Regions from separate parts of the Homo sapiens genome. Here all the other regions are linked to region 3. A link is an interaction called in ENCODE POLR2A ChIA-PET data of the cell type or tissue named here. Cell type or tissue: MCF 10A. All regions are shown on one strand. Region 1 has its middle 71 kb from the start of LINC02871. Region 2 has its middle 130 kb from the start of LINC00687. Region 3 overlaps LINC00687 (long intergenic non-protein coding RNA 687). Region 4 overlaps BTBD3-AS1 (BTBD3 antisense RNA 1). Region 5 has its middle 72 kb from the start of LINC00687. Region 6 overlaps BTBD3-AS1 (BTBD3 antisense RNA 1).

Region 1 (4,000 bases), 900 kb before region 3:
TAGAATTTTCAGAGGACTTTTTTATTGGTCACCTGGGCAAAAAATAAGATAAAATAAACATGTGAGCAATATTGTAGAAAACTATTATAAGCTGTTTCAGTGGTATTAAAAAGTTCTCTATCACACGGATGCCTAAAAAACAGGTCAACAGGAGATGTAGAGGCCACAGAACTAGAAAAAGCAGTATAACTTTTACAATGCAGTTACATTAACATCCTAACTGAATTCCTTCATTGTGGGGTTCATAATTGACTGAAGTTTTTAAAACCTTTTTACTACTTAAAAAAGTAGCTTAAGCTTTTGATTTTTCTGTGTTCTATTATTTATATTCTTGTTCAGAGTATGGATTTGGAGGGGTGTTTTTGACAATTGGTTCAATTTCTAAGGATCAAAGACCTAAGTAAGGTATGACTCTCTGTCCCTGCCTCCATCCCAGAATGGCCGCTTTACCATCATGCAATTAGAAGTTGTAACTGCTTTGCTAACAGCACTGTAGAACCATGCCACTCAAGTATCCTAGAACAAAGAAGTAGGGAAGACGTCTGGGCAGGGTTAATAGTCTTTCAGAACTGTCTCTGACTTGAATAAGCTGAGTGACTTTCTCTGGCTAAAGAACAATAGAAAGTATGATGCAAGCAGAGACTTGCAATGTGTTTGAGCATTGGGGCTGGGTCTTTCTTACTGCTCTTTGCACCTTGAGACCACCAAGTGAAGGAGCCTGAGTTTGTCTACTAGAGGATGAGACACCTGACCCAATCACCAAACATGTGAGTGAAGTTATCTCAAATAAACCAATCACCAGCTGACCACAGGCACAGGCACCTGAGAGCCCAGCATGTCATTCAAGCTTTCCCAGACCTGATCTGCCCAGATGAACCACAGAATAATAAGCAAAATAAATGGTTGTTGTTTTAAGCCAGTAAGATTTGGGTTGGTCTAAAGAAAACTGACGTAGCTTTGAAAACACAGTGGCCCATATAATTTTTAAAGTCATCTTATGTTCACAAACTCTTAATTATCCTTGCGTTACTGTGAAAGGTAGATTAATTTTTATCTTTTAGTGCAACAAGTGGGTGGATCTAGAATTCCTCATTTGCAGGTAGTTTATTCTTAGGACTAAGCAGCCCTAGCACCCCATTAGAGGCAAAAACTCTTAAGAACTACTGGGATACACTCTATTTACCCTTTTGTGCTCAACCAAATTTCTACTCCTCCATTCCCTCTACCCTGAGGGCATCTTAGCAGAGAAAGAAACTTCCTGGCCCGTACTTTTCATACTCTACCTGTAGAATAGGGGCCACATGAAGGGTTTCTGTCAGACTCTCTCTGCTCATCAATGCCTGTCATAGAACTTACACTGAGCTGGGCTCAGCTGGTTAGTGATGTGACTTTACCAATATTGAGGGTCATTGCAAAGCAAGGACCTGACAAGTAGAGCCGGGCTGTAGCCTGAGATTTGGTCCTGGCACAAAGGAAACAAATTACTTAATGAATGACTGCAAGTCCTTGATCCACCGAATGTGGGCCTTTACCTGCCTAACACGAGTGTTGACTTGTTAGCTAACACATTCCACCTGGAAGAGTCAGCAGGGAAACCCCAAGCTGGCCTGGCTCTGGCTACAAGAATTCCTGGCACATCAACTGCCGAATAATGGAGTGAAGCTTGCAAACAGAGGAGATATTTTGATTCTTAAGCCACTAGTTCCGGATGTTCACTTCTGAGATTTCTTTGCAGATGCAAAGGAGTTGCAGGGTATAAAGAATATGAAGAAGAGAATCAAGAAACCTGACTTCTTGCCAGAGCTCTGCCAACCATTAAATGTGTGAATGTGGCCAAGGCACTGTCCTTTTGGGAGCCTCCATTTTGTCACTGGTAAAATGAGGAAGCTGAATATATTTTCTCTTGGGAACCTTTGAGGTCTATGTATATGTCTTATTCAAGTGCATAAATACTCTAAGAGAGAAAGGATCTTTGCATCTTAGAGAAGTATATAAACTCTAATATGCATAAAGAAACAGCTGGGAATCTTACAGTGAACATTCTATTCAGGAAGTCTGGGTGGGGCCTGAGAATCTGAATTCTATTAAGCTCCCTGGTGATGCAGATGCTGCGAGCCTATGGACCTCACTTTGAGTAGCAAGACCCTACGGGATGCTCTTCTTATGTTAACCTCTCTTAGTTCCGTGTAGAGCAGGGATGTTTATTGTCAGGCTAACATGAGCAGAAGACTTGAAAAGCACAAATCATTTGAATTTGTTGTTTTTGAGTGCTCATAGCATGAGGAATCAAGAGATAATTTTTCTTGTGGTTTTGTAAATGTTTAAGGCTAAATTTGTTTCTGGAGTCCCTTCTGGTTTTGGTGAGTGCTTCCTGTGGAGACTTTCCATTTCTGCTGCTGTGATTTGGAGTGAACTTCTAGAGATGAAGGTTTTAAAAATGTCTTTGATGTCTCTTATGTAGAACCACATATTTCACAGATGAAATTTATTGCAGGATGACCAAAATAATGATCAAATGCAGAACAGCTAGAAACTTGTGTAGCAGTTGTGAAACATCCTGGATAATTAGAAAACTTTTAATTAAATCATCAGTGTTTGGTGATAAAAAGGTAAATATTTTTAAAAAGACTCTCATTGTTATGAAAGTGTACCTCAAACTTTAATTATTATGGCCTAGGTTGGGATTTTAGATAGTAAGCCAGTCTGTTTTTTTTTTTTTTTTTTTCTTCTTCTAGTTGGGGAAGGTAGTTGGTGGTGGTAAAATGGTCTGGGAAGCTACTCAAGCACTCTGCTTTAAAATCATCCCTAGACAGTTTTTGATCTCTGGTATAACACCAAGGGTTAGAGGGATAAAGGAAGACAATTCTTTTACATCTGTCTTGAGGAAAAAGCAAATGTGGGAAGATGTAATTTTGCTTTATTTCCCAAGGGAAATGCCAACAATTTTTATTGTTTTCTAAACACCTAGGAGTGGTAATTTCCCCCACCCTCTTTGGCAGAGTCTACACAGGAACTGCAAATTTAACTGTTTTCAGGGGCTAGGCCAGTAAAATAACTGAGTGAAAAGGCTGGAACAAGACTAACAAATGGTGGAGACTATACTCAGATGGAAAATTTGTATTCCACCCTAACAGCATAGACTTTATGCATTTCCCATTTTTTTCTAATGATGTAGAAAATCTCTTATATTTTTAAATGTTTAAACTGAGTTTATGAAGAACAATGCACAGGCCCAACAAAACATACCTGTAGATTAGATTTGTTTCAGAGAAGGATGACCATAATTAGAAGATCCCTGGTCTCAGTTACAGATCTAGTTTTTGGTCTAGAGATTCAATACCTTGTCCCACAATATGAAAATCCTGACATTGTTTACTCAGATAATGATGAAATGTTTTGCAGTTTGAAGAATTGTGATCAATACATTTATGTTCATCACATCCCATAAAGATAAGAGATCTTCCAGAGTCTGAAAGAGATTCTCTGTTTAAAATATATTAATGAAAATTAAATATTGAAAAAAGGTACTCAAAAATTTCAGGAAAAATTATGTGTCCTCAGAAATAATTTTTTAAATCATAAATATATTATATTTTCTGACCTTCTTATCTATGAACACTTAGGTAGTTCCAAAAAGTTCAAAGAAAAAAAGGTAACTGAATATGAGGTATACATAAGTTGAACCAAATTGTTTTTTGTGTAGCATTATACAGGACACTTAAAAATATTTTGTTATTAGCTATTTTCTCCTTAGCATCTTCAAGGTTGTGAGTATAGTTTTGCTATCTAGAGATGAGTTAAGTTTGATCGGCTTCTTTTTGAAATATTGAACTTTTCCTGGCTTCTATGCATGGCGCCTGTGGTCTTTTAGGCTGTTTCTCTTTCCTAAACAAGAACATCCCTAAGAAAGTTCCTAAAATCTGTTCCTTTGCATACACTTCCTTCTTCACAAAACACACTCTTTTTCCCATAGTTTTGACTAGAACCATATGAGGCCAAT
Region 2 (4,000 bases), 100 kb before region 3:
GAGACATTCACTTTATTTAAGAAAAAAATCCACTCTTCCATTTAAACAATTACCCCTAAAAGACAACAAAAGAATGTATTTTGGGTGATTTTTCTTTAGGACATGCCCACACATTTTATCATGATACATGTACTATTCCAGAAGGGCGGGGAGAGTGGGACTGTTGAAAGTCCATGTAAAGAAATCATAATGTGAAGCAAGCAACAAGAGAGAAAACCCTTCTTATGGTTTCACATCTATACATCAATTGCTACGATTTTTTTTAAGTTTTAGTGTAAGATATTTAAGTTCATGTTTGCATATCAGTGTGCAGCGTAGAAACATACATATTTCTCCGGGCTCAACCACACATGTGGCAATGTCTCTCCAGCAGCAGACTCCTCTCACAGTAAGTCTAAGGAGCGTTGGCCGAATGAGACTTCACATTCAGTGAATTTCCACTATCTCTTCAGTTTCTCCGTGCTACTGAAATCTCATTGTTCCACTCAGAATTTATCTTCTCCTAGGAATCTCTTTCAAAGCATTTCACTGACTATGTCAAGCCAGAGTAAGTAAAACGCTGATGAGCTTGGATTTCCACTCCAGTCTCTCAGCCTTTCTGTCTTATAGTTTGGCATCTCATTTCTACATGATATCAGATGCCATATTAGAAATTCCTGCTTGATCTTGAGATACATCAAAGGTACTGACTGACAGGTCATTAGGTACAGCTTAAATTCAGTCTTTAATCACTACCACTTTTAAAACATTTAATAGTGTAATTAGGAAAAATTCATAAAGACTTGAAAACTTCACATCATAATAAATCCAGATTTTAGTGAGGCTGTCAGATGTTGTTACCTCACTCTCAATACCAGTACCAGAAGGATGAGACCGATTCTCCACATATTCAGAAATCATATTCTAGATGAAGATATGAGCTAAATGCCCTATTCTGGTCTATTCTTTTCATGTTTGTGTGTTCCCTTCTCTGTTTATTGAAAGATGTCACTGAATTTAAAAAATGATAAGATTCAAAGTTCTCACTTAAAAGTAAGGATACAAAATGTCTTAATCAGGGAGAAAATTTTGGGAAAGAAGAATACTTTTTTGTATCAAAAGATTAAAAGTTCTTTTCAAAAATGCTATTAAATATGAACTAATACCACATTTGACTTATTATACTGAAACTAAATCATCAAATCATCAAGCACCCAACATTTTGCACTTATAAATTTAAGATGTCCCAGATAAGGAGGCTATGAAGAAAAGACAACACTGGGAAATATTTATTTTTCAATTAGTAAGTTTTCTCAACAGGCTGTTCTATATACCAAGAATTTTATTTCAGTGGGAAAGAGGCCATAGTTATTTTTATTTCATTATCAAATCATAGCATGATCAATAAAACATATAGATTGCATATTAAATACAAATCTGCTGATAATATTGACTATGCAACTATGATCTTTTTCCTGGAGGGTGAAAAAGGTTCAGAGTGCATGCTATCCAATATAATCATGTGTTTGGTATCATATGCTTCTTATGCCTTCAACAAATCTCTAATTTTACATTAAAATAGATGTTGGGTTTTATGCTCCTGCAAGGAGAAAACCTGAATTCACAAGCAGAGCCATATGACAGGAGATACATTCAAAATATTTTGCAAATAGAATATGCCAGAGTTAGCACAAAAGTCTGCTTTGGGGGAAACTTCTATTATGAATAAAATTGTTGTTTGTCACTTTTATTTTACCAAGAGGCAAATTAGTCATTGCATAGCCTGTTCTATTTTTTTCTTGAAATCAGGTCACTTAATCCCTTCTGGGATGTACTCAGAATGAGAGCCTATATTTTCCTCTCAGATTAATCTGGAGAGAATTTCAAGTTGCAGGTCTTCATATAATAGGGCATATGGAAATGGAGTCTAAAGTGTCTGACACTTTAAATGATATAACTTTATTCAAAATGGCATTACTTGTGAATATGATTTAAATAAAAATGTAGGTGAATTAATCCCCACATGACCTCCACTGCAGTAAAATTATATTCCTGCAATGTGCTTTGTATCTCCTATATCCTGAATACAGCCGGTAACCTCAAAATGCCAGCATTTGTGAATGGAAACCTATTTCTGAGCACAATGTATTATTTCTTCCTAGGATGTAACAGTTATTATTCATTTTTCTTGGACAAGGATTCATGTTGAATAATATGTATAAAGTTAGAACTAGCTAAATGCAGGGAATTCAAAAGTGCAGGTGAACAGTCAATTCTTTATTCACATGCCTGGCTTTCTTCATGTTTCTAACTATTGTGGCACACTCTGAGGATGAAAGGTGAGGTTGTTTCAGTTCCATGACTTAAAAGCTGAACAACTACTGCATAATTATTCGACTGATATTATCTGTAAGAGAAATCTGCAAGATATAAGATTTCTTGTTTTCATAAAGAGTCAAAATATGGATTTGAATTCTTATTAGAACCCTAACTACATAGGAAAAAGATACAGAGAAAAATAAGCCTAGAAGTAGATAAATAGATATACAGAGCAATAATTAGCAAATGCTCTATAGTGAAGAATCAATTCATTATATTTTTAACTTCCAATCTGTCAAGGATGGATACTTTTGTAAAAATAAAATAAAAATGATTAATAGAACATGAAATAAAAAAATAAGCAAAGGGATACAAAAGACAGGCCCAGATTTTTATTATTTGTTTAAAGAGTCACAGAAATTACATTGCAATGAATATGATTATAAAAAAGCATAACAGAAAAACTGCTATAAAAGTTTCCAACTGCTCGCTTGCAACTCCTGTACTTTTTTCATCACAGATGGGCACTAGTCCACGGACCTCACTTTGAGAAACATCGAGATAGAACATATATTCTTGGTTTTTCCTTCTCCATATTTATTAGGTATTTGGTACATATCTCAGCATTTCTAAACTGTATGCTAGCAGCAGCACTTTAGGAAAACAAGTATTTCTTTTTCTATGCCTGCCTCTTCATCCCTGAGTTTGTAGCTGGGGATGATATCAGGAGGCTGGCAAAGGTATTCTGCTACAGGAAAAAAAAAAAGTAAGACGGTTCCTATCCTAAAGAAGCATAACCCAGTAGAAAAGAAAAACATCATTAACTTGCTAATGTAGTGTCTTCTCATAGTGGTCATGGATGAGTGGCATATCATAAACTTATTTCAAGGTGAGTTTCCTTATGTACACCACGTAGTGTCAGTAGACAGAAAAAATATTCTATGTATATGGATTCTCCCACATTTCCAATAAATGATGTCGCTGTGATTAATAAAATATTTGTTCATTTTTAACTGGTACCTAAATTGATAGTAACTATTTGTCAATATGTATACATTCTGTGAATAAATTCTAGAGATGCAGCTACAGTTGTAGAGGGTGGCATTCAGAAGGGGAAACCCTGGCCAGGCGCCATAGCTCACACCTGTTATCCCAGCACTTTAGGAGGCCCAGGCGGGCAAATCACGAGGTCAGGAGTTCGAAACCTGCCTAGCCAACATAGTGAAAACACCTGTCTACTAAAAGTACACAACGTTAGCTGGGTGTGGTGGCGGGCACCTGTAATCCCAGCTACTTGGGAGGCTGAGGCAGGAGAATCACTTGAACCTGGGAGGCGGAGGTTGCAGTGAGCCGAGATCACACCATTGCACTCCAGCCTGGGCAATAATGCAAAACTCCAAAAAAGAAAAAAAAAAAAGGAAAGAAAGAAAGAGAGAGAGAGAGAAAGGAAGGAAGGACAGAAGGAAGGAAGGAAGGAAGAAAGGAAGGAAGGAAGGAAGGAAGAAAGGAAGGAAGGAAGGAAGGAAGGAAAAGAAAAGAAAAGAAAAGAGGAAGCCCCAACAAGAGCTTGTAGAGAAGATGGAGCAACAAGGAGAGCTGAAGTGGCTGGAGAAGGCAATGGGTAGAATAGAAATTTGAGTTTGCAATGAAAGGATGGGTATAACTTTTTTTCATAGGAGTCTCTCTAGATGAAGGGACTAAC
Region 3 (4,000 bases):
TTCTGAATCAGTACATCTGGGTGAGGCCTGAGATTCTGATTTACAACAAGCACCCAAGTAAAGCTGACATTGTGGGTTTAGGGACCACACTTTAACTAGCACTGTTTTTAACCATCTGAAGTAACTTAATTACATTAAATCCTTATTTTTTAAATGGTAAGGTATTAATCAATTAAAAACCCATACAAACACACTGCACTCACTTTGTGAAAAAGCTTAAAGTTGTGCTACAGGAATTGACTAAATAATGACTGCAGGTCATTTTAAGTACTATGTGCCTCATAGATAATTCATGTTTATTCATAGGAGGAAAAAGTTAATCTAGGCCAAGTACAGTAACCACCAGCCAACATGAGAAATCAAAACACAAAAACAAAATAAAGACTGTATATTAGACTTTAATTATTAGCCTGTGTACGAAATGAAAAATCCATCTCAAGGTTTTCTTAAATTACAAGGTTTTGCTTCTCCTAATTGTGCCATTTGTCTTATTCCCTCTAAAATATCTAATAGTGGTATACTCAGTGGCAACCACATACTCCACGGCTCAGAATAATTTATATTTTCCCCACTAATAACAGATTGCAGATGCTCTCTTGACAGTCTTTAAGATTTCAGACCGATTGCTAACCAGCTGCTTATGTAAGACATACTAGGTCAGATTGGTTGCGATCCAATTAATATTTTAAAATCATCCTACAATGAGCTTCTAGAAATTATTATAATTAAGCTGGTTGTTATGCGCTTGCCCTTCCTTGGTCCCTAATTTAATTTCCTTCGGTGATTTCTTTCTTCTACCTATCTTTCTACTTCCATGCTTAAAATAAAAAGAGCAAATCACTTCCTTCTAAAATCGTATTCATATACCCTCATTTTATCTTGATTATTTAGATCATCTTCCTTTTATTAGTAGAAAAATTACATGAATACTATTTTAGGTCTATTTTAAATATGGAATAAGCCTCCGAGAGCAAGAAACTCTTAAAAGACTATGGGAGAGTTAACAGTTACATCTATGTCTGGTCCAAAGATATAAAGTTAAAAGAAAATGCTAGCTTCTGTAATATGGGACCTGAGAGGGGAGGTGTGGAACAAAAACCTCACACACTCCATGTGTAGATTCAAAGATTTATGAGCTGTTACAAGTAAACACACACCCATACACTCTAATGGAATTGTCTTTAGATCTCATAATGTGCTCCCGAAATAAATCCCTTATGTCAACTGGGGTGTTAGAATGAAGAAAAGAGAAATCTGGCTTACATCCAGGTTCTACCTTTCTCTCTCTCTTTTTTTTTTCTTATTTTCTCCCTCCTTTCTCTAGGCTCCCTGTTTTCCTTTCTTCCTCCCTTTCTTCTTTCCTTCCTTCTATGAAAGTTGATCAGATGAAATCGGGTCATTCTTGTCACGGTCATCTAAAGCAGAGTCAAGAGGCCAGTGAGGAAAAGCACTCCGGGAACATAACATTGCTCTAAGACTGTAATTCTGTGCAATCTTGGCTGCTAAAACTGCCTACTGTAACCTGAAACCAGTTTTATCTAATGGCTTCTGAAACAAGGGGGTGCAACACAAAGTCTAGTTTTACCCACCAGAGTCACTCACCAGTCAGAGCTTCCCAGCTCCCCACAAATTTTACCAGTGCTAATGAACTTTCTGAAAGAGGCGTATGTAGTGATTCTCCTTTTTATAATATAACATTTCCAACCTCCTCTTTGTTCTGCAGACACACCAAAGACCACCAACCAGGTCTGTGTATATGACCTGAATTTCAATTCTTTCTTTCCAAATAAAACATTAAATCTAGAAATTCACTTGTATTAAATACATATTTTATTTTGCCTTTGATCCTCTCTTCCTTCCTTCCTTTCTCCCTCTTTTTTCCTTCCTTCCTCCCTCCTTCCCTCTCTCCCTCCCTCCCTTTCTCCTTCCTTCTTTCCTTCCTTCCTTCCTTCTTTCCTTCCTTACTTTCTTTCTTTTGCTACAGCTAACTCGTTGGATTTTTGAGGATTAAATCAATTAAATTTAATAAAATGTCACGGTAAATGCTTGATAAGTATTATTATTATTATTACCTTGGTGACTATAAAACAGAATGCTGTTCATTAATCCTTTTGTCCTTGGCATCTGCTATGGTCTGAATGTTTCTGCCCCCGCCAAATTCATATGTTGAAATCCTAATCCCCAAGGTGACTAAATGAGGGGGTGGGGCCTTTGGGGAAGTGATTAGACCACAGGGAAGAGTCCTCATGATATGATTCATGCCCTTATAAAAGAGGCCCAAGAGAGCTCGTTCGCCCCTCCTGCCAAGTGAGGACACAACAAGAAGTTGGAACCTGACCATGCTGACACCTTGATCTTGGACTTCCCAGCTTCCAGGACTGTGAGAAATACATTTCCACTATTTATAAGCCACTCCTCCATTTATGGTATTTTGCTACAGCAGCCTAAGGGACTAAGCATTTATCTGACCATTATGTAGAACCCAATTCTTATTGACTATAATCTCTCTGTCCTGGACATCTACATTTATATTCTTTTCATAATGCAAATAGAGTTTGGTTTGATGTATGATCCAGCTTTTTGGAATCATCTCCCAAATAAATATTTGCCTTTGAATCCTTGTCTCAAGGTCTACTTTTGGGAGCTCTCAGACTAAGATATATATTTAATGTTGAGAATGTTAAATTGAAGGAAACATGGATAAACCTAAAATTCATAGCAGACCAGACTGCCTAGGAAATAGAAGAGAATCTAGTGGAATGAAACAAACGTTAATTAACTCTGAGAAGCAGGGCTTGAAGGCAAGAATGGGCTTGTTCAATAGGTCTCCTTGGGCAGGGAAAAGTGGGGGTGGTGTCCATCTTGATCTTACTCATGGTTCTGAAATGTAAATTAGCCACCAGAGGTCACAGTGAGTGAAAATGTCATCAGGACGTTTCTTAGAGTACTCGTGGTACTATTTTCCAGTTTAAAAGAACAAAATAACAACAGCAAAAAAAGCAGAGGATGTGAATAGGAAACTCACAAAAGCAAAATGAGACGAATTAATTTATAGAAGTTACGAAAAATACATAAACTTATTATAAATTTAAATGCCTTTAAAAACAAATGCCCAGTTCTCTTACTGGGACTATTGAAAATTACAAAATCAGACTGACCCTCATACTGAAAACAATGTAAAATGCTAGCTAAAATATGAATAACATATTTTTAGATGCATGCTGACTTAATAAGTAAGTGCGGACTTTTCAGGGGCCAAACACCAATTGAAAATAGTACATCGGACAGGCCAGCAGACAGTCAAGGCCAACTTCAGGCTAAGGACATTTGACAAGTCCAAGGAAATTTGAGATTTGGTGGTTCTCAAAATCTAGTTGGGGGATGGAGCTGACTGGGATCAGGAGACAAAGCCAGAGCTTACACACATACAATGCGATCCACACAGGGCTATGCCCAGAGCAAAGATAAATGGTGGGGAGGTGGGAAGCTGCCTTTACTGCCTATCCTCCACAAATTCCCCAATGCTTCACACCACATGGATCAGTAAGAAAAGTGGATAATCTGAGACCTTAGCATTGGGTGAGTCACAGCTTGTTCCTTTCATAAGTCTGCAACCTAATTACTATTACCTGTATGGTCTGAAAAGCCTCAAGCTAAGAACTTGGCTTAAGGCTGCATTTTTGGGGTTAGATTAGCTTTACTAAATAAACCCTGGAGGCCAGGAGTTTGAGACCAGACTGAGCAACATAGTGAGAACCTATCTCTAAAAACAAACAAACAAACAGCCAGATGCAGTGGTATACTCCTGTAGTCCCAGCTACTTGGGATGCTGAAGCAGGAATATTGCTTGAGCCCCAAAATTTGAGGTTGCAGCAATCTATGATTGGGCCACTGCACTCCAGCCTGGGTCACAGAGTGAGACCTTGTCTCTACAAAAAATATTAATTAAAAAAAGCCCTGAAATATCAGTGGCTTAACACAATGCACATTTATTTATCGC
Region 4 (4,000 bases), 63 kb after region 3:
ATTAATGCTGGAACTCTTACCAGTCCTGGCAATGCAAATTCTCATTTTGAGATTTCCATCTAGATATTCTACCATATCAATGGTTGTCATAGTAGCAGTCTCAATTGAGAATTGTGATTATATACTTTATCAAATAACTACTTGATGAAAGCTCAATTATTCTAATGTAGTTCAGCCAGAATTCTGAGCCATCATCTTGCCTGGTTAAGGAAATAATTAAGCAACCTAAAAAAAAGATTTCTTTCTTTCTGTTGAATTGTACAAATTTTACCGTATTTCACTGACTGTAGGGTGCCATCAGGTGTAAGACATGCCATTACTTTATGTACTGCTAAGAAAGGAAAAAAAAAAGCCTAATAGTTACACTCATGAGATGGCATCAATTAAAAGACACAAACCAGTTTCAGAGATGTTAAAGTGGCGAGGGTGGGGGAGGCACAAGGAATCTACAGTCCATAAAATATGGCACTTACATATGTACACAGAGTTTTAGTTGGGTATTGGTCATAATCATATTAAAATGTAAAGAAAATTATATTAAGTAAATAACTATTTCTGGCAAATATTATACAGATTTTTTAAATCCTAGAAACCTATAATTGGAAAAGATAGGCGATCATGTAGTCAATACACCTGAGGAAATGTACCATGAGATCATCTAGAGCAGAGTTGTCTAACCTTTTGGCTTCCCTGGGCCATGTTGGAAGAATTGTCTTGAGCCACACATAAAGTATGCTAACACTAAGGATAGCCCATGAGCTAAAAAAATTGCAGAAAAAAAAAATCTCATAATGTTTTAAGAAAGGTGGCGAATTTGTTTGAGGCTGCATTCAAAGCCATCCTAGGCCTCTTGCAGGGCCGCAGGTTGGACAAACTTGATCTAGAGTATGTAAAACTTAGCAATTGGTTGCCTTTTTTTATTGAAGTATCTTCAACTTTACAAAAGAAATTATAATATTCCTTTAAATAGCCATCTTCAGAGTATCTCCTGGTAAACTTTATATACCCCTTTTCAAGATCACTTAATGTATGGAAGAGAATAATTTGGGATTTAGATGAGTAGTTTAGTATTCCAAACAAGGTGCACACTGAGACACAGTGTGTATGTAAGAGCTATAATCGTCAAATGTCATGGTAAGTGCCATATGGAATTTTAAAAAGAATCATCGTTCCCTGCCTTCTAAGAATTACCACATTCTACCTTTGGGCATTCCTCCCCACCCCCCGCTCACCCCAAATCTAAAGTACAATTCAAGGTTAACTGGAGCTCTGTGTGGTGAAAAGGTGGCTTAATGAAACTGACCATGAACCTTATACTGTGGACAGCACTGAGGTATGCCTTGGCCAAATACTTGGCCTTAGTTATCAACCTTGGTGCTGGAATTCAAACTGGGTCATTGTCGAGAGAGGCCAAATTGAGTTGCTAGTGAGATATGGCTGGGTGGCTAGATGGGCTCCTTGCAGGAGGCTGTCTCAGGAAGTGGGCACAGCAGTGAATCAGCCAACAGGTGGCCTCATGGAGGTTTGAAGTCCACAATGGGCACCCAGCCTGAAGTGTGGGTTCAAGTGCAGGTTTGGAAATAACACTGTGGGATTTGGACATTGGGTGTGGACCGGATCACAGTGCACAGCACAAATCTTGCTTATTATTGAACCTTCCCTGCAAAATCAGATTCACAGCAAAATGGGACCTGCTTGGCCCATAGGTGGGGCTAGAGGAAGCCTGCAGATAGGATGAAATGTCAGTAGCTGTGCAGTCTGAAAAGAGTACAAGGATGAGGAGCTAGATTAATCTTTGAGATTTTGTGTTTTAGATGATTGCATCACAAACGTTTCCTGCTTTGGGCACAATTGCTGCTAATGGTGAGAACTTACCTTTGTAGACTGTTTTTAACTAAAGTGCTTTCACAAAACATATAATCTTGCCTTCACAATAAACCTGAGGGAGAAGCTGGGTCTAATTACCCCATTTGGCAGATGTGGAAAATGAGGCTCACAAATACTGACCTTAAGGTCACTTGTTGTTAGCTCTTGCTTTTTTAGCTATGCTATGCTTCCAGCGCTTGACTCCATATTTATTTCCAAATTTAGAAAGCATATATAGTCTGTTTTCCAGCAGCTTCTGCTGACTTTGGGGACTGCCAACATTTTGTTGCTTATCTTTTTACCTCCCAAATCAAAAGCATAATTTTTGCTCAGTATTGAAGGGACAAATAAGCAAAAACAAAACACTATTCCCTCATAACTTACCAGATTAAACTACTCTCCTCTGTTAGGTTATGTTAATCATTTTTGGAAGTGATAGGTATTTCTTCAGTCTACCTTACCTTGTTTAAACCTCTGTTAACCTCACTGCTGTTGCTTTTTAGCGGCCTTGTAGTAAACCATGTACAAGTCCAGACAAGGAGTCCAGAGTTAGAGCAAGTTAAACAAGAGTTGCCAGCATTATTAGTTGTTGACATAGAAGTTGGTGTTAACCGTGAATAGCTGGTTTCTAACTTTATTTTACCTGGAGAGCCTCTTCTGTTTTTGAGCAGCGTCCTCACTGCAGTTCCTTCCTTCCATCTCATTCCACAAGTATCCTTTCAGCATTCTTGCCTGTAGTGTGCCCCTACAGGGGTGCAGACTACATATGTTCATGGTTTTCATCTTTGTAAACTTTAAAAGAAAGCTCTTCTTTTAAAGTAGATTAGAAATATGACAATTGAGCATTCTGTAAGTGTGTGAGGTAATTACTGTGAGTGAATATTAGAGTGAATGAAGCAAACAACATGACAAGCCAGGAGATCCGCCTCGTAGTCCAGGTGTTGCCCCACTTCTTTACTGTGGAATTTTCACAAACCCCTTATACTTCTGACACCAGTTGCCATACCTGTGAAAAAAGAGTTGCATTAAATGATTTCTGGAGTCCCGTTCAGTTTCAAACCTCATTCAGGTCTGCAAAGTGAATATGTCAGATTGTATTAAATAAAGGTAGGATTGCTGACAAACCTTCCAGTGGTGAAAAGGATGATCTAAGTGAGCTTAAATTCTGTGGATAATTTTGTTATTATTGGGAATTGAATGGAAATAGGTTAACAGTGATTCAGCTTTCTGGCAATTATAAAATCAACTGAAACACACTATTATTAGCTAACTTTTTAAGTTTGGTTTCTAGTCTTGCTCACCGCCGTATGCCCAACACCTAATACACTGCATAGTCAGTATGTTTTATTTTGGGAATACTTTCATACAAACTTGATGGACTTCTTGGCCTATTTACCTCATTAGGGCAGACAGCTCTAAAATTCAGGAAGTGTAGAAACAAGTGATAAAATGCCTATTGGAAAGAAATTTTAGGAGTAAAATGTAGCAGTAGACATCAGGCTGCTATCCTTTTTTACCCTTCAACCCAGTGGGTGATGTTTCTGGGTTACAGACTCAACAGATGGAGTTTTAACTATTTATGTTTAATCAAGGAGGAAAAGAAGCCATAATTTGTATTTAATGTAGTAGACTATAGAAATGAAAGAATAAAGTGATACCAAAATTTTGTATATTCAAATCAATCTTATAGTTTTATAACATTTTAACCCTAACATTTTATTGTATTTTGGGTTGCAATTACTCATGGCAGATGAAAGCCATGGCTTCTCTTTCTAGAAAAATAAATGCACACATACTGCCAATTTCACCGACAGCTTGAGGAGTTTCATGAACTTGCCATCATCTGGTGGTCCCTAGTCTGAATTCTTGATAGAAAATAACCTAGTATGTTCATGTATACATATGTAACTAACCTGCACATTGTGCACATGTACACTAAAACTTAAAGTATAATAATAATAAAATAAAAAAAAAAGAAAAGAACCTAGTGTGTTAAACCTTAAATGCCCTTAGAAATAACCTAGACCAGTGTTTCTTAAACTGTGGTCATGAGATCAGTTGAATGGATTATGACCAACATTGAAAAGAAAAGAAGAAAGAAGAAAATAGAAAATATCAGAGTGTATATCATAAC
Region 5 (4,000 bases), 51 kb before region 3:
AGGGGTAGGTCTCAAACTCACACATCACTGCTTTGGTTTTTGATAATCCTTCTAGTTGAGGGCCTCTACCTGAGAGCAGCTGCTGCATTGTCCATTGCAATTCAGTGCCAACTTTGCTGGGGGAATGTCAAAGATGAACAACACAGGGCTCTAGTTAAAGTGGTAAAGACAGATTTTAATCAATAAGAAGAGTTGCAATAGAGAAAAGAGTGCAGCATGTACTGAACTCAACTTCCATTTGTTCAGATGTGAATGCATGTTTTAAAGAGAGAGTAAGGGAATATGGAGGGGGGAAATGGTGGTGGAGGGGAGTAGTAGAGTCAGAGAAGTGAAAAATTACAAAGGGTTAGTCAGTTTAAATGCCATTAGGCCAGCTGTGTCTGCCAGCTAGCAATTAATCAAAGTTAGGATTCTATCTTCCCACTGAGACTGGAAGTCAGAGGCCCTATCCTTGGGTGTCAGCCACAACAAACAGTGAATCTTCTTTGGCAGCCTTGAGTTTTCTCAGGCAGTCACTTTAAAGAGGGGTAGGGTCATTTAGGGATGTGGCCTTAGCTGTTAGAAACTGTGCTAGTGTTTGCTCACATTTATAAGCCAAGGTTAGACCTAGTTGAGAGGAGGGCTCAAAAGAGCCTCACTAGAGTTTGGTAAAGGAATCTTTGGGTCGTCCTCCTTGAGCTTCCAAGGCTTCAAACCCTGGGGCCACTCAGCATTCCCTGGAGCCTCCGAAGCCTGCAGATGGAGGCCATGCTCTGTTCCCAAACCTGGGCCCCTGAACACATGTGCAGGGCACCTTAGTCAAGAGAATGACTTGGCCTGCCCCTTCTACCTTGGCATCCTTGTAAAAAGCCACTTTTTTTGCTTTTTTCCAATCAAAAATAAAATAAAAACCCATCATGGAGATTGGCATCTGGCAGCATGTCCCCTGATTTTGTCAAACTTGCTTCTTCATGTCCAAATGCCAGTTTCAGCCTAAAGTGGGTCTTCCATTTCATTGATAAATATAGGTATTCAGCCTTCTCTTATTTACTCTTTAAGACTACTAGATCTATCCCCCAGAGATTTTAGGTCAATTGATCATAGATTATTAAGAGCTGCTGTTATTTTAGGTAATTTTTATTCTTTGAAAAATTAGAATATTCTCTTTCTACATTCTGCTCCAGGACATGGATAGCCACCTCCCACAAGAGTCTCTCCCCACAGGATTCACTAGTCCGGTTCACACTTCCCTATTCCATGTAGACTGGGGGTTGTTTTCCAATTAGAAGATGTAGGTAAAATGTCATTGTCAGGAGGCTCCCAATTTCCTCCTATGTATCTCACTTAGAATCAGAATATGCTCTCATTGGCAGCTTCACTATGAACAGCCACAGTCCCCAGAAGTACAGCTTACAAACTAAAATGGAAAGGATACTTTTTTCTACTCAATTAGGTTTTTAAGGGGAAAATAACTTTTTTTTTTTAACTTAGAAATGTTAAATTGAAGAAGGAAGGGACCCTAAGTATGAGTTAATACCTTGGTTATTACGCTGTTTGTCTCCATTCACTGTTTAGAACTAGCCCTCCTTTTATACCCAGGTTTGAGTAGAATGTATTTGTCTGCAGCATGCTACCTTAGAGTTTAAAGCCCTCTGCACGGCTGTACTTACTGTGTTAAATCTGTGAAAATACATTTTAAATGCTTTTCTCAGCTATCAATGGCTTCATAGCATTGTAGCTTCAAATAATCTATTCACTGTGCTCCAAATGGAAGCAGAAGAGAGAAGCCACTCTTGGGGAGGACAAAAGAAAAGGATAATAATAGCTAACACTCATAACTTACATGCTTATCATGTATATTTACCTGCATATGCCCAAAATTATATATTTACCTATATATGCCCAAAACTCTTCTAAGCACTTTATATTCATTAAGCCATTTATTAAGTAAACTAAGCACAAGGATTAACAGCCTGAGTATTTTACTCTGAGATATCTGAGTTTAGATTTTCTAGCTGAAACAGTGGAATGAGGACCTTGGCAAACCCTCTTCCCTATAAAATAATAAAAATACAAGCAAAAAAAAATCACATACAATCATTTCTTTAAAACAGTGAGTCTGTGTCATTTTCACTTGGGACTATTCCCATCCCACCGCCATTCCCAGCTCAGTGGCCAGGTGACTATAAAATGCCTGCAGCCTGGCAGCCAACAGAGAAAACTGACCTCTTTGGAGCTCCATTAAAAGCTGCAGCTCCAGAGGATAGTCAATATGTTGATCAAATTAGCTGCTCTCCAGTAAATCCCCATTCTAAGGCAGGTTGTTTTTTCTATTTGATTTGACTTGAATCTCAGATCAGATAAAAAAAAAGTACTATCCTGAGGGCATGAATGAAAACAATAGCAATCTCCTGGTAACACTGTCACATAACAGCTGCCTAAGGCTGTAATTTCACTGGGGGCAAACAGAACCCTGGACAAAAATGTAAAAGGATGACTTAGAGAACTAGATGACCATAGGGAACTTTAAAAAGCTCTGACATATTTCTGAGACTCTAGAAGGGATGTGTGCCTGTGCAGGGTTATGCACATGAGTAGGGCGTGCCCAGGAAAGACCTGGGAAAGGTGAAAGCTCCAAACACTCAGCTCTTATTGACCTTGAAGTCATGCATAAGCAGGAGGTGAAAGCTAAAGCCGACTCCTATGCTGCCTGAAGATTGAAGGTGTGTCTTTGCATAGAGAGCTCCATGACTCCAGGCAGTTAAGGAAACCTGACAGATCAGTGGCTAATCCCTAAGTGTACTGACCCAGGAGTGAACTCTAACCCAGTCTTAAAACTGAAAATAACACTTAAATTAAACAAACAAACAAAAAATGCTAGTAAGGAAGTCATGGGCTGCATACTGCAGGGAATATAGAATCTAGAGGATTCCTCTAGGAAAGCTGATGACAAATAAGTAACAACAACAAAATGCAAAGTGGAAACAACCATTTTGTTAAGTGGGGTGAGGGGCAAAGGAGAGAAGTCTGATACCAGAGTTGCTACTATGTTATCTACAATGTCTCAATTTCAGCAACAAATTATGAGACATGCAAAGAAAGAGGAAGGTATGGCCCATATAAAAGAAGACAAGCAGCCAATAGAAAATGTCCCCAAGTAATTCAGATGTTGGCTTAACAGTTAAGGACTTTTTAAGTTAGCTAGTATAAATATAGTCAAAGAGCTAAATTATGTCTAAACAATTAAAGAAAATTTTGATGATGTTTCATTGAATAGAGATAGGATTATAGAAAGAATTCAAAAAATTCTTGAGTGGGGAAGTTCAATAATTGAAATGAAATATTGACTGGAGAGGCTCAACAGCAAATTTGACCTGGCAGAAGAATCAGTGAACATGAAGATTGGCCAGTTGAGATTATCCAGGTTGAGAAAAACAGTTTGGCAGTTCCTCAAAACTCAAACATAGAGTTATTATATGACATAACAATTTCACTCCTAGGTATAAACCCAAGTGAATTGAAAACATACATCTACAGGAAAATTTGTACATAAATGTTTATTGCACCATTATTTACAATAGCCAAAAAGTGGAAATAATCCAAATGTCCATCAATTTATAAATTGATTTTTTAAATGTTATATATCCACACAATGGAATATTATTCAACTATTAAAAAAATTAAGTAATGACACTGCCACCATATGGATCAACCATATGCTTAAAAGCACTGTGCCGGCTGGGTGTGATGGCTTACGCCTGTAATCCCAGCATTTTGGGAGGCCCAGGCAGGCAAATAACGAGGTCAGGAGATCTAGACCATCCTGGCTAACACGGTGAAACCCCGTCTCTACTAAAAATACAAAGAATTAGCCGGGCGTGGTGGCAGGAACCTGTAGTCCCAGCTGCTCTGGAGGTTGAGGCAGGAGAATGGCGTGAACCCGAGAGGCGGAGATTGCGGTGAGCCGAGATCGCACCACTGCACTCCAGCCTGGGAGACAGAGTGAGATTCCGTCTAAGAA
Region 6 (4,000 bases), 57 kb after region 3:
AGCAGCATCAATAGTAATAAAAGTTACAGAGCCAGACTATGGAGCCATTTTTATCTTTTTTAGTTCCTGGTGAAACTCTTGCCTTTTCTGTTAGGAGCAAATGATCCCTTCCATTGTGGCCTTTGTTCTGCATCACCACTAGCAGATGTTGCTGGGAGGTTGCAGAGAGATTTGGTCACTTGTTCTACTTACTTTCTTAACCAGTGCAAGTCAGAACTGCTTAAAAGGCTTCATACTTTTAAGTCATATACACATTGAACAACAGGCACACATGGAATGAATTTACCTCACCCTGCCTTCTAAGAAATATACTTTTATGGCCAGTGAATTCGTTATTGAAAAATTTGAGCAGATTTATTTATTTATTTATTTTGGCCAACACAAATCTCAAAACTATGACTTTACATTTTCAACACTCTTAATGGTTTTTAAAATCATTGCTGGTGGTAAAGGTTCCATAAACACACCGGCCCAGCAAGATACTTTCCAGTTTTGGCCAAAAATAAGTTATTCCACTACTGATACCATAATTTCCATTTATTATTACTCCTTTTTTTTTTTTTTTTTTTTTTTTTTTTGAGACGGAGTCTCGTTCTGTAGCCCAGGGTGGAGTGCAATGGTGTTATCGGTGCTCACTGCAACCTCTGCCTCCCAGGCTCAAGTATTCTCCTGCCTCAGCCTCTCAAGTAGCTGGGATTACAGGCACATGCCACCACACCTGGCTAATTTTTGTATTTGTAGTAGAGATGGGGTTTCACCATGTTGGACAGTCTGTTCTTGAACTCCTGACCTCAGGTGATCCACCCAGCTAGGCCTCCCAAAGTGCTAGGATTACAGGCGTGAGCCACCATACCCGGCCTGTTACTTCAATGTTGTAAGGGAATATATAGATGGAAGTTGAGAATTCTTTATTTTTTGTAAAAAAGTCAAACACCTGATTACTTGCCTGATTCTTCTTAGTGAAGTGAGACAGAGACTCATGCATGTAAGCAGTATACTTTTCTACTTGTGCTTTTGCTCTGCAGTAATCTGAAATGAGACATCGCCCATCTTAGAATTGTGGTTTATTTGCAGGGGAGGCATGCATTTTCCTACTGCCCTATACACACAAGCCTATTTTATTACTTTGTTTGAAGACTGGGTGTGTCTAATGTAGTGGAAATTCATCGATTCAGTGTTAAGTACAGGTGAAACACATTTCAGGACCACATTAGACAGTCTTTTTAATTATCCTTTTTTTTGGATTATTCATGTGACTGCTTTCCTCTTTTCACGTGAATTGCTGAGAATTTATCATCCTTTCCAGTTCATTAAATCATTAAAATTCTTTACTAGCACTATAAATAAATATGCCAGGCCATGAGTTGAGGCCGGTTGATAAAGGCAGCTTTGTCCTGGTAATAGTTCTTGTTCCTGGTTAACCCACACTTCTCTGTGAATATGTGTATTACATTAAATTTTAGACTTTTAATGTAGTGAAGCCTTACTCTAAGCATGTAGGGACTTGCTTTAAGTTGAGCTTTGGTGTTTACAGTTGGATTAGCTGTGAGATTAATGTGGTATTATAATACTGCATTTGTGCTTAGACATGTTCAGGAGAGCCCCAGGACACATTTAATAGGTATTCAGGTTCTTTTCCACTCTACCTAGTCTAAGCTTGCATCTCAGTCAACTAGAAACACTGTAGATCTTAGTTTCAGACCATTTTGGTCTAGGACCAGTTGCACCCCACAAGTGTGATCTGGAGTTCTAATTGGACTTGGAAGTGTTGGGCTTTAACCTCCTCTTGTGTAACCATTGAAAGCCAGGTGCATGGGCATGGCACTGTTGCAGATATGGAGATGCAGTCCTCAGAGAAAGCACACTTTAATCAGGCAACATAAGGCAAGATAGAATGTGAGAAAGTACTGCATTTGGGCATGATGAGTCTGGAAGCACCAGGAAACCTTCCTTGCTTAGGTATCCTTTGGACTGCGTCTTGAAGGATGGGTGGGTAGGCTTTTTATACGTAGGGTTGTACAGAAGAAAGGGCAGTGAGGATGGCAGGAAGCAATGGACCCATTTGTAGTGTGGGAATAGTCTGGTTTGCAGGGTGGGTGAATGAAGAGGATGAGTCAAAAGATCTAATTGGGAATTGAGCCAGGTCATGGAGATCCAAAATGCATTGCAAGCCATGCTTCCTCTCACTGGGAAAGGTGAGACAGAATTTCTTCCCTTCTTCCGGGGCGGATGCTTGTTTGCACTTCTCTGGTATGTGAGAGAGACCTTCCTCAATTTAGATGATAGCCCCTTAGGGAAGAGCATTATAGAGTAAAGATTTGACCACATGCCTCTTTTTGTCTCATTTTTGATGCTATATTTTAAATTTTACAAGAGTGTTACTTCAGTCAAATACTGACATCACCCAGGTCTCCTATACGGAACTCTTAGTAGAAATTATGGCATCTCCGCAGATGACAAGTAAAATCCTTATGCAGAGAGACCTGACTCAGATGTAAATTGTGATCACCATTTTCAGAGATTGTCCTTCCTTGGTCTGGTTCCAGTCATCATCACCTTGGATCTTGTATGAGTTCATATCTCTGTTAACTATGGTGGAGTGGTTGCTTCTCTGTGGTTTTTTTTTTTTTTTTTTAAATAAGGTACTGACAGTTGAGTTGCCACTCTTTGAAGATGTATTTTGACTTTAATGTTTTTAATCTGTTTATTATGGTTAAAGTTCCTATGTATTATAAATGCTGTCCTCCCTATTGTTATGTGATGCAGAGACTGGAGAAACTCAAATTTAAGAACATGTTTTCATGAATAGTCCCCACTTTAAGTGAGACTTATTTTAGCATTATTTCATGAGCAATTAGATTATTTTACTCTAAATCTCTGGGCAGTTCAAGTACTGACCTACTTATATAGTAGCTCTTAATTAAAAAAATAATTATTTTTATTTTAGAGAATATTAGAGAATTGAATTTTTTTTGAAATACTCTATTTTCTTAGTTCTAATACATGTGATAAAGCTAGGTATGGAACCTCAATTTTTATTCTGATTATAATAGCATGAGAGGTTGAAGCAACAAAGAAGTGCTTTATCAGTGTCGAATTATTATTTCCTGCAGCAAATGGTGGTAGTTTGTGAATGTTACTTGGTGTTATTATATTTAAGGTTATACCAACATTTAAAGTATACTGTGCCTTTCTATTGTGTACTTCACAACAGTTGATGGGGATTGTATACTTTTAAGCTAATTAAAAGTAGCATAAAACGGCCAGGCGCGGTGGCTCATGCCTGTAATTCCAGTACTTTGGGAGGCCTAGGCGGGTGGATCACATGAGGTCAGGAGTTCGGGTGGATCACATGAGGTCGGGAGTTTGAGACCAGCCTGACCAACATGGTGAAACCCCGTCTCTACTAAAAATACAAACTTAGCCCGGTGTGGTGGCGCATTCCTGTAATCTCAGGTATTTGGGAAGTTGAGGCAGGAGAATTGCCTGAACCCTGGAGGCGGAGGTTGCAGTGAGCTGAGATTGTGCCATTGTGCTCCAGCCTGGGCAACAAGGGCGAAACCCCCTGTCAAAAAAAAAAAAAAAAGTAGCATAAAATGTATCTTTTAATTTGGTTCTAGAAGAGCTTTTACTGTGAGTTTTTGCCAGAAACTGGTTTCTGTAATAATGCTCTGTTACAGCCTTCTAATTCTACTTGAATTTTTTGTTAGGGAATATTATTGTTATTTATTTTAGAAATGTAGGTGCCTTTTTTCATTTTTATTTGGTGGTATCTACTCGAGAGAAGGTATGTTAGAAATTGAGTGTTAAGCTACTTTGTAACTTCATGTATGTTTAAGTTTTCCCACAGCAAGATTTCTCAGATTTCACTCAGCATAGCAGACCTCTTAATGTTAGATCTTGTATTGTTTGCCCAAAATAACTATATTTCATTCTGGTCGCATACATTGTAAAACAAAGGATAGCATTTCATTAAATAGTAATTAATTGAGACCTTCTG

Evidence for each region. Peaks named below come from ENCODE experiments on the same cell type or tissue, not always from the same donor. Only the 100,000 strongest peaks of a DNase experiment are listed, where the experiment ranks them.
Region 1: POLR2A ChIA-PET joins it to region 3 with 6 read pairs; 1 of 35 experiments calls an interaction of 5 or more read pairs at or near these places.
Region 2: POLR2A ChIA-PET joins it to region 3 with 5 read pairs; 4 of 35 experiments call an interaction of 5 or more read pairs at or near these places.
Region 4: POLR2A ChIA-PET joins it to region 3 with 6 read pairs; 2 of 35 experiments call an interaction of 5 or more read pairs at or near these places.
Region 5: POLR2A ChIA-PET joins it to region 3 with 5 read pairs; 2 of 35 experiments call an interaction of 5 or more read pairs at or near these places.
Region 6: POLR2A ChIA-PET joins it to region 3 with 6 read pairs; 3 of 35 experiments call an interaction of 5 or more read pairs at or near these places.

Annotation. Positions count from the first base shown.
Region 1 is chr20:10,953,060-10,957,059 of GRCh38, forward strand. No RefSeq gene overlaps it. Among named protein-coding and RNA genes, the nearest start is that of LINC02871, 71 kb to the right of the region's middle. In MCF 10A, no CTCF peak of the experiment used is centred here; a DNase peak (open chromatin) is centred at 1,562.
Region 2 is chr20:11,743,406-11,747,405 of GRCh38, forward strand. No RefSeq gene overlaps it. Among named protein-coding and RNA genes, the nearest start is that of LINC00687, 130 kb to the right of the region's middle. In MCF 10A, no CTCF peak of the experiment used is centred here; no DNase peak of the experiment used is centred here.
Region 3 is chr20:11,848,244-11,852,243 of GRCh38, forward strand. The region is part of intron 1 of LINC00687 (long intergenic non-protein coding RNA 687); the gene reads right to left. Among named protein-coding and RNA genes, the nearest start is that of LINC00687, 20 kb to the right of the region's middle. In MCF 10A, no CTCF peak of the experiment used is centred here; DNase peaks (open chromatin) are centred at 1,508, 2,268 and 2,848.
Region 4 is chr20:11,910,805-11,914,804 of GRCh38, forward strand. BTBD3-AS1 (BTBD3 antisense RNA 1) reads right to left here. Exons shown (of 3, transcript NR_186407.1): 2 at 2,510-2,872. It also overlaps a transcript of BTBD3 not described here. Among named protein-coding and RNA genes, the nearest start is that of BTBD3, 5.1 kb to the right of the region's middle. In MCF 10A, a CTCF peak has its summit at 1,630; no DNase peak of the experiment used is centred here.
Region 5 is chr20:11,796,919-11,800,918 of GRCh38, forward strand. No RefSeq gene overlaps it. Among named protein-coding and RNA genes, the nearest start is that of LINC00687, 72 kb to the right of the region's middle. In MCF 10A, no CTCF peak of the experiment used is centred here; no DNase peak of the experiment used is centred here.
Region 6 is chr20:11,905,705-11,909,704 of GRCh38, forward strand. BTBD3-AS1 (BTBD3 antisense RNA 1) reads right to left here. Exons shown (of 3, transcript NR_186407.1): 3 at 3,700-4,000. It also overlaps a transcript of BTBD3 not described here. Among named protein-coding and RNA genes, the nearest start is that of BTBD3, 10 kb to the right of the region's middle. In MCF 10A, no CTCF peak of the experiment used is centred here; DNase peaks (open chromatin) are centred at 1,577 and 2,127.